2 separate regions of the Homo sapiens genome follow, and region 1 is linked to region 2. The links are chromatin loops, found by intact Hi-C in ENCODE. Cell type or tissue: endothelial cell of umbilical vein. All regions are shown on one strand. Each heading gives the region's core, and the rest is flanking DNA. Links, peaks and the distances in the headings are about the cores only. Region 1 has its middle 52 kb from the start of NHSL2. Region 2 overlaps NHSL2 (NHS like 2).

Region 1 (5,376 bases), core at 121-5,120, 270 kb after region 2:
AGATCCACTGACAGCTTGCACTGTGCTCCTGGAAAAGCTGCAGACACTCAATGCTAGCCCGTTAAACCTGCCAGGAGGGAGGCTGTATCCTGCAAAGCCACAAGGGCGGAGTTACCCAAGACCACGGGAACCCACCTCTTGCATCAGTGTGGCCTAGATGTGAGACCTGGAGTCAAAGGAGATAATTTTGGAGCTTTAAAATTTTACTGCCCTGCTGGATTTTGGACTTGTATGGGCCCCGTAACCTCTTTATTTTGGCCAATTTCTCCCATTTGGAATGGCTGTATTCACCAAATACTTGTATGCCCACTGTATCTAGGAAGTAACTAGCTTGCTTTGATTTTACAGGCTCATAGGCGGAAGGGACTTGCCTTGTCTCAGATGATACTTTCAACTGTGGACTTTTGGGTTAATGCTGAAATGAGCTGAGACTTTGGGGGACTGTTGGGAAGCCATGATTAATTTTGAAATGTGAGGACATGAGATTTGGAGGGGCCGGGGCAGAATGATATGGTTTGGCTGTGTCCCCATCCAAATCTCAACTTGAATTGTATCTCCCAGAATTCTCACATGTTGTGGGAGGGATCCAGGGGAAGGTAATTGGATCATGGGGGCTGGTCCTTCCTGTGCTATTCTTGTGATAGTGAATAAGTCTCATGAGATCCGATGGGTTTATCAGGGGTTTCTACTTTTTGTTCTTCCTCCTTTTCTCTTGCCGCCAACATGTAAGAAGTGCTTTCACCTCCCGCCATGATTCTGAGGCCTCCCCAGGCATGTGGAAGTGTAAGTCCAATTAAACCTCTTTTTCTTCCCAGTCTGGGGTATGTCTTTATAAGCAGTGTGAAAACAGGCTAATACACTCTTTTAAATATGTGCTTTTAGCAGCCTACACGTCCCCCTCAGGACTCCTTTGCTTGTGCCAACAAGGGTTTATGAGTAGTATTTTTGTAATCATCCAGTTCCAAATATGGGAAACAATGAATATTACAACTTCCATGGGATCCATACATTGTGGTGTGTTCATACAATGGAATACTATTTCAACACTTCATCTAGGAAGTGCTAGATGAGGAATCAAAAGACCTGGCTCTCTCCAGACTTGCTGAAAAGCACTTCCCCTTTCAGAACCTCCATTTCTCCATCTGTGAAAAGAGAAGGATGGCATGGAACAGTGCTTCTCAACCTGAGGTCTATGAACTTTCTGAAAAAGTGAAAGTACAAAGTACTCCTCTACTGAATAATAGGCATGAGTCTTACAAAGATAACACCGAATGAAAGAAGCAAGTAACAACACGGACAAGTTTAATGATTCCATTCCTATAACTTCAAATGACAGGCAACACTAACCTACCTTGTTGAAGAATGCATACTTAGGGTATAAAACCATAGAGAAGAGCAAGGAAAGGACAATCAGAAAAGTCAGGATGTTGGTTTCCCCTTGCAGTAGGAGTGGGGCTGAGCTCAGGCAGGGACACCCCAGGAGGCTCTGGGGGATGCTGGCGGTGTTCTCCTCTGGGACCTAGGGGAGTGTTCCCGTACAGGTGCACTTGATAATCATTTATTAAACTATACACATAGATTGTGATGTTTTCTTTCCATACGTTGCCTGCCACCATAGGCGGAGAAAAAAATAGTGCTAAGGGAAATAACATTGCGTTAAACAGGTAAGTATTTTATAACTAGAAGAATAACCAAAATTATTTTTGCTATTTATAGAAAATCTCCTTGAGAGTAGTAATATCAGTTTATTGATAATAATAGCTTTATTTTCAACTTCTCATAAATTTCTCTAAACATCATAGGAATGATACATAATTGTGATATTAATTTTAACTTTTTAGTAAATATTTTATATTTGGATGGTAAGTTTTCATTCAGAATTTGTGATTTTGTGCTGGAGCCCCATGAATTTGGTAACTTGATACAGCTTCTCAGGGGAGATTTGTCACCTCCCATCCACTTAACTGTCAGAGGTGGAGGACCAAGAACTGGAGAAAAATAAATGACCAAAAAAAAATCTAAAAAGATGTGCCTTCAATGTAATACATTAATTTGACCAGGTGAGGGCAGTGCCGTTTTAAGCTGTTTGCTGGGAAGCTAGTAGCGGCGGCTGGTGATTTCATGCCTTTTCAATTTGTCCTTTTCTCTAAGGTTAGCTGCTGGGATTGAAAGGGCCATTTGTGCCAATGAAGGTGGAAGCAGGGTTGGCAATTCTTCTGATGGGCTGCATCTCCTTTGCCTGCTTGGCACTTCCTTCTTAACACCAACCTTGCCAACAGCTTTCCCCAGCAACTCTTTTCTTCCTCTTTCTTCTCCTCAGGCCCAACTAAGACCACTGATGTGCTACACAAAGCACTGGACCCTGACAGACAGAGTGATAGCAGGCTGGAGTGTGCAGCCCTTTGGGGCCTTATTGTTTGTTGCAACTTTCATGGGATGGGATCAATACATTGTGGTGTGTTCATACAATGGAGTACTATTTCAGCAGCGTAAAAGTACAAAGTACTCCTCTACAGAATAATAGGCAAAGCCAGAGGCATTTTCCTAAAAAGTCAGCCTCCATCCCAGGATGAGTTTCCCCTGCTTTTGTTTCTAGTCTTGTACTCCTCCAGAGTGGCTTGAGTGAAGGCTCCACACTAATTTGTGGCTTTAATACAGTCAAGTAGGAAGAATGTTGTGGTTATTTATTTCATCGATTGATGAAATGAAATAAAAACTCTTCTCTGGGGCCAGGCGCAGTGGCTCATGCCTGTCTGGGAGGCCAAGGCAGGAGGATCACTTGAGCTCAGGAGTTCGAGACCAGCCTGGCCAACATGGCAAAACCCTGCCTCTACGAAAATTACAAAAAATTAGGCAAGTGTGGTGCCGCATGCCTGTAGTTCCAGCCACTTGCGGGGCTGAAGGGGTAGGATCACTTGAGCCTGCAAGGTAGAGCCTGGCAGTGAGCCGACGAAATCACCACTGCACTCCAGACTGGATGACAAAGTGAGACCCTGCCTCAAACAAACACACAAAACAAAACAAAACAAAACAAAACAACAAACAAACTATTCTCTGGTTCTCTGGGGGCCACCCCTCTGCTTAGAGATAAATAGCATTTCCCATGATAAGTACTGCTCCATTCTCTGATTCCATTATTTAGAAGTCCAGCAACTGTAAGGACTTACTTAAGGGCAAATGAGAAGCAGAAATCAAGGAACCACTTACTTTGAAACTTTACTTTAAATTACTACTTAAGTAAAGGGTCTTCTCAGATTCTCGTTAGGGAATTTTCATCTACATTTTCTTTGAGACAGGGCCCCCACCTTCTCACCCAGGCTGGAGTGCAGTGACATGCTCATAGCTCACTCCAGCCTCAAACTCTTGGGCTCAAGCCATCCTCCTACCTCAGCCTTCCAAAGTGCTGGAATTCCAGGTGCGAGGCAGCACACCCAGCCTTTTTCATCCCTTTAGACTACATTTTCTTTATTGCTAATTCTATCATACCATTAGAAGAAATTTGAGGGAAAAAATAATTTTGTCCATAATTCTAGGACCCAAACACCTCAACTGATTTTTTTTCTCCATGGTTCCTGCTCTAAGATCATAGAAGTACAGAATATTGGAACTAGAAGAACTCTTGGAGAAATTTAACAGGCCAACTCATGGTCAGTGTGCAAGTGAGGAATCTAAGAGCTGGAGGGGCAGTGCCACGTCAAGGCCACCAGATAGTTCAAGGCTGCATCTCTTCAGTCTCCATTTTGTCCTTCAGCAGGGCAGAAACCACTCTATCTCCTCATACGCAGGCCTCATGTGGATTGATATCAAAGTTGGTGCAGCTTCTTCCCAACCTCTTGACTAGTTCTAAGCACTATAATATATCCCATTTGCTGTCAGTTACAGCTAGAGCCAGATTAACCCATGAGAGCATCTTGGGTGAAGGAGCAGCTATTGTCTTTACTCCATCCAGAGGACCTGTGGTGTGCTGGGGTCACCCAGGATGGTTGTCTCTTGGTATTGTACAGTTCTGTACAGGCACAACAGATGGTAGAATAAGGTAAAACAAGCACTAGATGAGGAGTCAAAAGAACTGGCTCTCTCCTAACCTGCTGAAAAGCACTTCCCCTTTCAGAACCTCCATTTCTCCATCTGTGAAAACAGAAAGGTGGCCTGGAACAGTGCTTCTCAACCTGGGGTCCATGAACTTTCGGAAATTGTGAGCAGAGTTGTGGGAGGTGGTGTATGCAGTCTCCTAGGAAGAGTGTATAGAGCTTTCATCCCATTCAACAATACTGAGGGGAAACCATGCAAATTTTTACTTTCATAAGTTTGTATCAGTTAATTGTGATATATTCATATGATGGAGTACCTTTTTTTTGCAGTGGAAATGTACTGGGTATTCTTAGGAATGCTATCTGTTTTTAAGAAAAGTCCATTACCAATATATAACAAATTACATAAAGTTAAATATTATATGATATTTATAAAGCATACTATACATATATACAAGTTTAGAAAACCAATTGGCTGTGAGTGAACTGTTGTGTAGTGATGAAAGCACATATTGAGTACTGAGGTCAAGAAAGAGTACTTTGCAGTTCTAGAGGTGTTATATGTATTTCATTGTGCTAAAGACACCAAATATGGAACGCTACATAATGTGTGATTCCATTTGTAGGACATTCTTAAAACTGGAAAACTACACATACAGAAAACTAATCAGTTATTTCCATGTCTGTGGATTGTGAGAGGTGTTTAACTACAAATGCGTGTTATTCGTTGTTAGCAATTTTGCCTTTCTTTATTTTGAAATGTAACATACATAGAAGTTCACAATATGTGTGTGTTGTTTAACAGTGATTATCAAGGTCACCTCTACAGAAACACCCCCATGTCACAGAGGAGAACACCACCAGCATTCCGCAAAGCTCCTGGGGTGTCTCTGCCTGATCTCAGCCTCATTCCTCCTCCAAGAGGAAACCAACACATTTACTTTTGTGATCATCCTTTCCTCTTTTTCCTCTATTTTTTTTTGTCCTATGTCCTATATTACATTCTTTTAATAGTACAGTTTGCCTGCAGACAACATGATCCTGAATCTAGAAAACCCCATAGTCTCAGCCCCAAACCTCCTTAAGCTGATAAACAACTTCAGCAAAGTCTCAGGATACAAAATCAATGTGAAAAATCACGAACATTCTTATACGCCAACAACAGTCAAGTGGAGAGCCAAATCAGGAACACAGTCCCATTCGTAATTGCCACACAGACATACCCAGGAACACACCACACCAGGGAGGTGAAAGATCTCTACAAGAAGAACTACAAAACACTGCTCAAGGAAATCAGAGATGTCACAAACAAATGGAAAAACATTCCTGCTCACGGATAGAAAGA
Region 2 (5,376 bases), core at 145-5,144:
GCCCCATTTGCTGACCAGGACTTCAGGGAGTTTCAGACCTGCAGAACCTGAAGAAGACCTGCAGAATTCCAGACCATCTTGCAACCGTGACCAGAGAGCGACGTGTGCCCAACCAGGGCCACCTGGGAAAGGAGGGATCAGCAATAGCTGCCCTCTTGGCATGTACTCTGCTCAGTCCGGCCACGAGCTGGAGAGCAAGTTTCTGGGCCTGTTCCCATAAATGAACTGGTCACCCTCTTGTATTTCCCCTCTGGTTGTTCCTAACCCTCACCTCTCCTGCGTTTCTTCACCCTATGTTCTACAGTTTTATTCTCTGACTGACCCACCAGGACTTCACCCAATGCCTCACTGATCTGCCCCAATGAGCAAGAGGACAGGCTACCCTGAACTCCTAAAGCCACTGAGGCCAGTTGCTAGATATAATCGATGGTGAGCAGGATGGTATCCAGAAATGTCCCTAGAATCCTACACTCATTTCATGCCACACCTCCAGCAGAGGGCCTGGAAGAGGACCCGACATCTAGCCCAGTGAGAGTGTGCAAAGCCACATGTCAAATGGACAACTTGACGGAGATTTGCCCTTGACTGACTGTGCAGGCTGGTTCCACTTACAGCACTTGAGTTTACCTTTGCACAGATTCCTGTATCAGGGCTCTTGGACTGACTTGCCACACATCTGGAGCCCTTTCCTCTCACCACATTGCCCTCCTGGGCACCCCCGGTGGACAGCGCCCAACATTGCAGGCTCCACAACTTTCCTTGATGTTGCCTAAAGGGTAGCCAGTTAGGGTTCCGGAGAGGAGAAGGAGGAAGAAGAGGAGGAGGAGAAAGAAGCAGCAACGATCATTCTGCCATTGTAAAGAGTGACTCTTTCCTTAGGGATGGTGGTCTTCTCCCCTTGCCAGGCCTTGGACTGCAGCCCCCAGTCAAAGGTCTTTGCAGGACACTTTCTATCCTTGGAGTTGCAGAGGAGGCCTGATTGGCCATTCCTTCTGGGACAGACAGAGAGAGGGCCCATGGCCTGCTCTGAGCTCCCTTCAATTTCAAGGAACCCTTAGTTCTGAGAGGAGAGAGGAAGGCTGCACCTACCGTGGCCTCACAGCTGGGACCCCTCATGGGGGCCAACCCCTGGCCTGCTGCTGTGCTTCAGTGACACAGTAAAGCTTAAGAGGGTGGCTGCCTCCTAGGAACTCCTGGGACTTCTAGGTACAAACTCAGGTGCCCTTATAAAGAGACCCACTGCTTGCCTTGAGTCCAGAAAGCACTGCTTCTGCAGTGAAAAACACACACTTACTATGTCAGTTTTGGCCATAAAATGCCAGCCAAATCCACTGCTGGCCTGAACTGCCCCTGGACACTGGACTTTCTGCACAGTGACTGGCAGCAGAGCAAGTGCAGCCAGGGTTTGTGGCCAAAGGGAAGAAAGCATAGTAAATTCAACCTCTGTTCCTCATGGGAGTCTGACCGATAATCTCAGGCGGACCTTAGGATCTTGGGCCTGGAGGCAAGAGAAAAAAGCTGGAGGAAGAGGAGTCGCAGAGAAACCCAGTCCTCTGACTGGTTTCTGGTGAGGTCTCTATTCATCAGTGGGAGGTAAGATGCCCTTTTCATTAGCGCTTTTGTTTCTCAGCCTGGGGATCAGTGGATTTGGATTCCTATAACCTGTTGCTACCTTTTAAAAAGATCCCCTCTCTCCAAAGAGAAAAGTAATACATAATCATTAAAGAAAGTTTGGAAAATAGAGAAAACTATGAGGACAAAAACCCCCCAGCCATTCAGAGTCCCACCACACAGAGGCAAGCACTATTAACACTTTGCTGCTTTCCTTTCTAGTGTGTTCTTGCTATGTCTTGTCAAAGCTGAGATCACCCTGCCAGTTCTTGATCAGCAGGATTTAAAATGGCTGCCACCTGTGCAGTCATGCATACTGAATAATTCATTTAAGCATTCTCCTAATTTGTTGGACCTTTCAATTGTCTGGTTTTCCCCATCCCCACCAGGGCAGGAGTAAACAACTTTGTAAAGAAAATTTTGTCTGTTTTTCAGCTGATTTTATCTGATTTCCTCAAGAGTGCATTCCAGAAGGGGACCTGCTATTCTTCGAGGGGACCTGCTATTCTTCGAGGCAGTGGACCCTGTTTGCTGATGGTCAACACTCTGGCCCTGCTGCCCCATGTCCCTGTGGAGAAGTGTGAAGGACGGGTGCCTTAAACCCACACTTCCAGGGACCCTTCAGCACAGGTCCTGCCTGTTCCCATGGTGCTTCTCACCCTGAACCCTCAGAGCTACAGCCAGGGATAGAGCAGATGAGCAGTGAGCTGGTTTCCACCCTCTGGGGCAGGAGGGGCTTGGGCTTCCCTTTGACCCTCTTCCTTCCTTTCCCAGATCTTCAATATTTGTTGTGATGTAACAGCCATAAGAGCTGTAAGAGGAACTGTGGGCTTTGGGAGCTTTCTTGGGTTGAAAGAGGGGTGGGGGGAGGGGATGCATGCAGGGGTATGAAGGCAGCCCAAGGTCTCCCAGAGGCTCGGGAGGAAACCCTTTTGGAATACATGTGTTATTGTTGCATTACTGTGTTGTGAAGATAAGAAGCTGCTCTGTATGCTAAAGCTTTCTCTCCTCAATAAAAATATAAAGGGTGTGTAAAGATTGTGCCTCTTTGTTATTGAGCAAGCATAGATGGGTACAGAGTAGGCATAGGGTACTTCCAAGGTCCCCTGCCGGAGTCAACCCTACCCTGAAGTCTTGAAATCCTTAGACAAGGAAACCAAGGGCCGGTGAGGCTCAAGGGACCTGTCTACAGTTCTGTGCATTTGTGGATGGAAGAAATTGTTGGGAGGGAAGTGGAAGCACTGGGCATCTTGAAAAATAGCATTCGTTCTCCCGGGGACTATGGGTGGCCCAGCCCTACAGGCACGCACGGGCATGCATGGGACTTTGAGTGAAGGAAGAGAAAGAGGCCAGGTTGGCTGGGGAGGGCCCTTCCGCTTTTTGGCACTAGGTGGCGCTATGGGATACCAGTGAGTTAGCTGGTGATGAATCACAAGTCCCCAGAGCAGTCCATGTAAGAGGCCCTCCAAGCAAGATCTCATGGCTCCTCACGGACTGTGGGGTCAGAAGAAACTGAATCCCATTCTGGGATTTGCCCAAGTTTCCCAGCATGAATTGGACTTTTTTTTTTTTCCAGGGGAAGTGGGTGGGAACATTCATTAAGCCTCTGCTGCTTTTGAGTGCTGTGCCAGGCACTTCACATCTGTTATCTTATTTCATTCTGATAATGATATCCTGGGGGGAAAGAACTAACTACCCTTACCCTCATCTTAAAGATGAGGACACTGAGGCTTAGAGAGAAGTCACTGGCCCAAGGTTGACAGCTAGTGAGTGGCTCTGTCACAGCCCTGCAGCTGCCCATTAGCTCTGGGGACACTTAGCACCTCTCTGCCCCCACTCCGCTGGCCCTGCTGTCTAACAGGCCAGGCTGGTCTCCTAGTTCTGCCCTGTCCTACCCCCCCTGCCTCCAGCTTGCAGGATTCCCGTGGGGGAAACAAACCCTGGTTTCAGAGGCACATTTGCTTTGTCCCTTTAAGAGGAAGGGAGGGAGGGAGGAAACCATGGTATTTCTGACCATGTGCCAGGGACTTTCGCCAACATCATTTCATCTCCACAATTAAGTGAGGCAGGTGATGCTGTCTCCTTTTAGAGCTGAGGGACCTGAATCTCAGAGATATTAGGTCATATGGGGGACTCCAGGTCTTCGTGACTCCCAAACCCATATACATTCTTAACTCAAATACACCGTGCTTGCTATCTCCCAGGAGAGACTCCTGACAAGCTTGAAGTCTCAACCTGCCTGGATTCTGGGTCTTTGCCAAAGCAACGAAGCACGCATCAGGTGCACCATCTCTGGAAGCTCTGGGGGAACCAGCCAGGTGGCAGTTCTAAGTATGTGGTTGACTGCCCCTTCTAGGGAGGAACAGGGTTATGGGGTCGTGGGCTTCATCAGTGAGCACTAGGACTCCCCAGTACTCTTCAGGGTGCCTGACAAGGTCTCCAGCACCCAGGGGATTTCTTATGACATCACAAGTAGTGATAGGTGAGCCCAGATTGTGTTATGGCCAGAGAAGGTGGAAAAAAAGACAAACAGAGTCAGCCTTGCCCCAACCCTGAAGCAGGAAGCACTGTGGGAATGGGGAAAAGAACCCTGGATTCCAGTCCAGCCTTGCTGCTGACTCTATATGGGCTCTGGCATGAGTCTCATCCCCTCTCGGGCCATGGCTTCTTGATCTGTCTAGTCACTGTTGAGTCCCTGGGGCCCAGCACACTACTTGGTACACAGTAGAATCTCAATCCTAGTTTGGTACATAAATGAAGAAGTGAGTGAATAAATGGGCCACTGGATGGAGACCTAGAGGCAGCCTGCTAAGGGCATCTGCAGGTGGTACAAAGCTTGGAGGACTAGAAGATGTCCTCTAATGTCCTCTAAAAGGGAATGAGGGGCCAAAAAACTCTCCCTAACCTGGAAGGATGCACTGAAATGACCTTTACTAGGGGCTCATCTGAGATCCTGCAGTCAGGTTCAGAAAAGCAACTGCAGAAGCCTAAGTGGGGGAGATGTGGCTTAGAAGAAGCTTGTGAAAATGAAAATCTGAGGATGTGAATTGACAGGAGATCGGTCAGAATCACAGACTGACCTGGCTGTCAGATGCGCCAATGCTTTCCTGGGCTGCTGCAATAGCAATGTGAAATCCTTGAGATGGGCAGGGCCCACCTGGGGCCCTGGCTGCCCTGTGGAAGGGGACAAAGTTGCACCTCACAGAAGCCCTTTGGCTTGCCAGGAGTAAGAAAACATCAGAATAAAAGGAAGGAAGGAAGGAAGGAAGACAGTAGAAGGGTGACAAGGATGGCGAGGGTCCTAAAAACCCTCTCCTGGGCTGAGCGATGGAGGAAGGCAAGGAAAATCTTGCTGCCTGTGAAACAGCTGTGACTTCCCCACGTTCATTCTGTAAGTGAGGAAACCAATCAGGCAAGTGGCTTGAGGTCACTTGCCCTGTTTGCCGAGTTTGACTGTGAACCCCAGCAGTTTGACATCCAGAGCCCATGCTCTTAACCTCTACTCCCCACCTGCACCCACGCCGTTGGAAACAAAATCTCCAGGAATGTCTACATCTAGAAAGCTCCCTAGGCAATTCTAACATCCAACACAGCCCAGCCTAGAGCAGCATAGAGCTTTGGGAACTAACTAGCCCGTGTGACATTTAATGGCCAGTTTGGTTCTGAGCCTTCCCCTAGAGCTCCCTGGAGCAAGAACCGACCCACAGATCCAGTTCTAGCACAAAGTAAGTGATCAAGAAACATAGCATGCGTGACGATCCCTCA

Evidence for each region. Peaks named below come from ENCODE experiments on the same cell type or tissue, not always from the same donor. Only the 100,000 strongest peaks of a DNase experiment are listed, where the experiment ranks them.
Region 1: it touches region 2 in a loop (19-fold over the local background); 4 of 110 quality-filtered maps call a loop at or near these places.

What each region holds. Positions count from the first base shown.
Region 1 is chrX:71,856,547-71,861,922 of GRCh38, reverse strand. No RefSeq gene overlaps it. Among named protein-coding and RNA genes, the nearest start is that of NHSL2, 52 kb to the left of the region's middle. In endothelial cell of umbilical vein, for the core only: a CTCF peak has its summit at 2,063 (motif pointing right); no DNase peak of the experiment used is centred there; H3K27me3 peaks cover 145 bases.
Region 2 is chrX:72,124,381-72,129,756 of GRCh38, reverse strand. The region is part of intron 1 of NHSL2 (NHS like 2); the gene reads right to left. RTL5 (retrotransposon Gag like 5) reads left to right here. Exons shown (of 1, transcript NM_001405151.1): 1 at 1-2,647. Among named protein-coding and RNA genes, the nearest start is that of RTL5, 4.8 kb to the left of the region's middle. In endothelial cell of umbilical vein, for the core only: CTCF peaks have their summits at 766 and 3,000 (motif pointing right); DNase peaks (open chromatin) are centred at 3,036 and 3,616.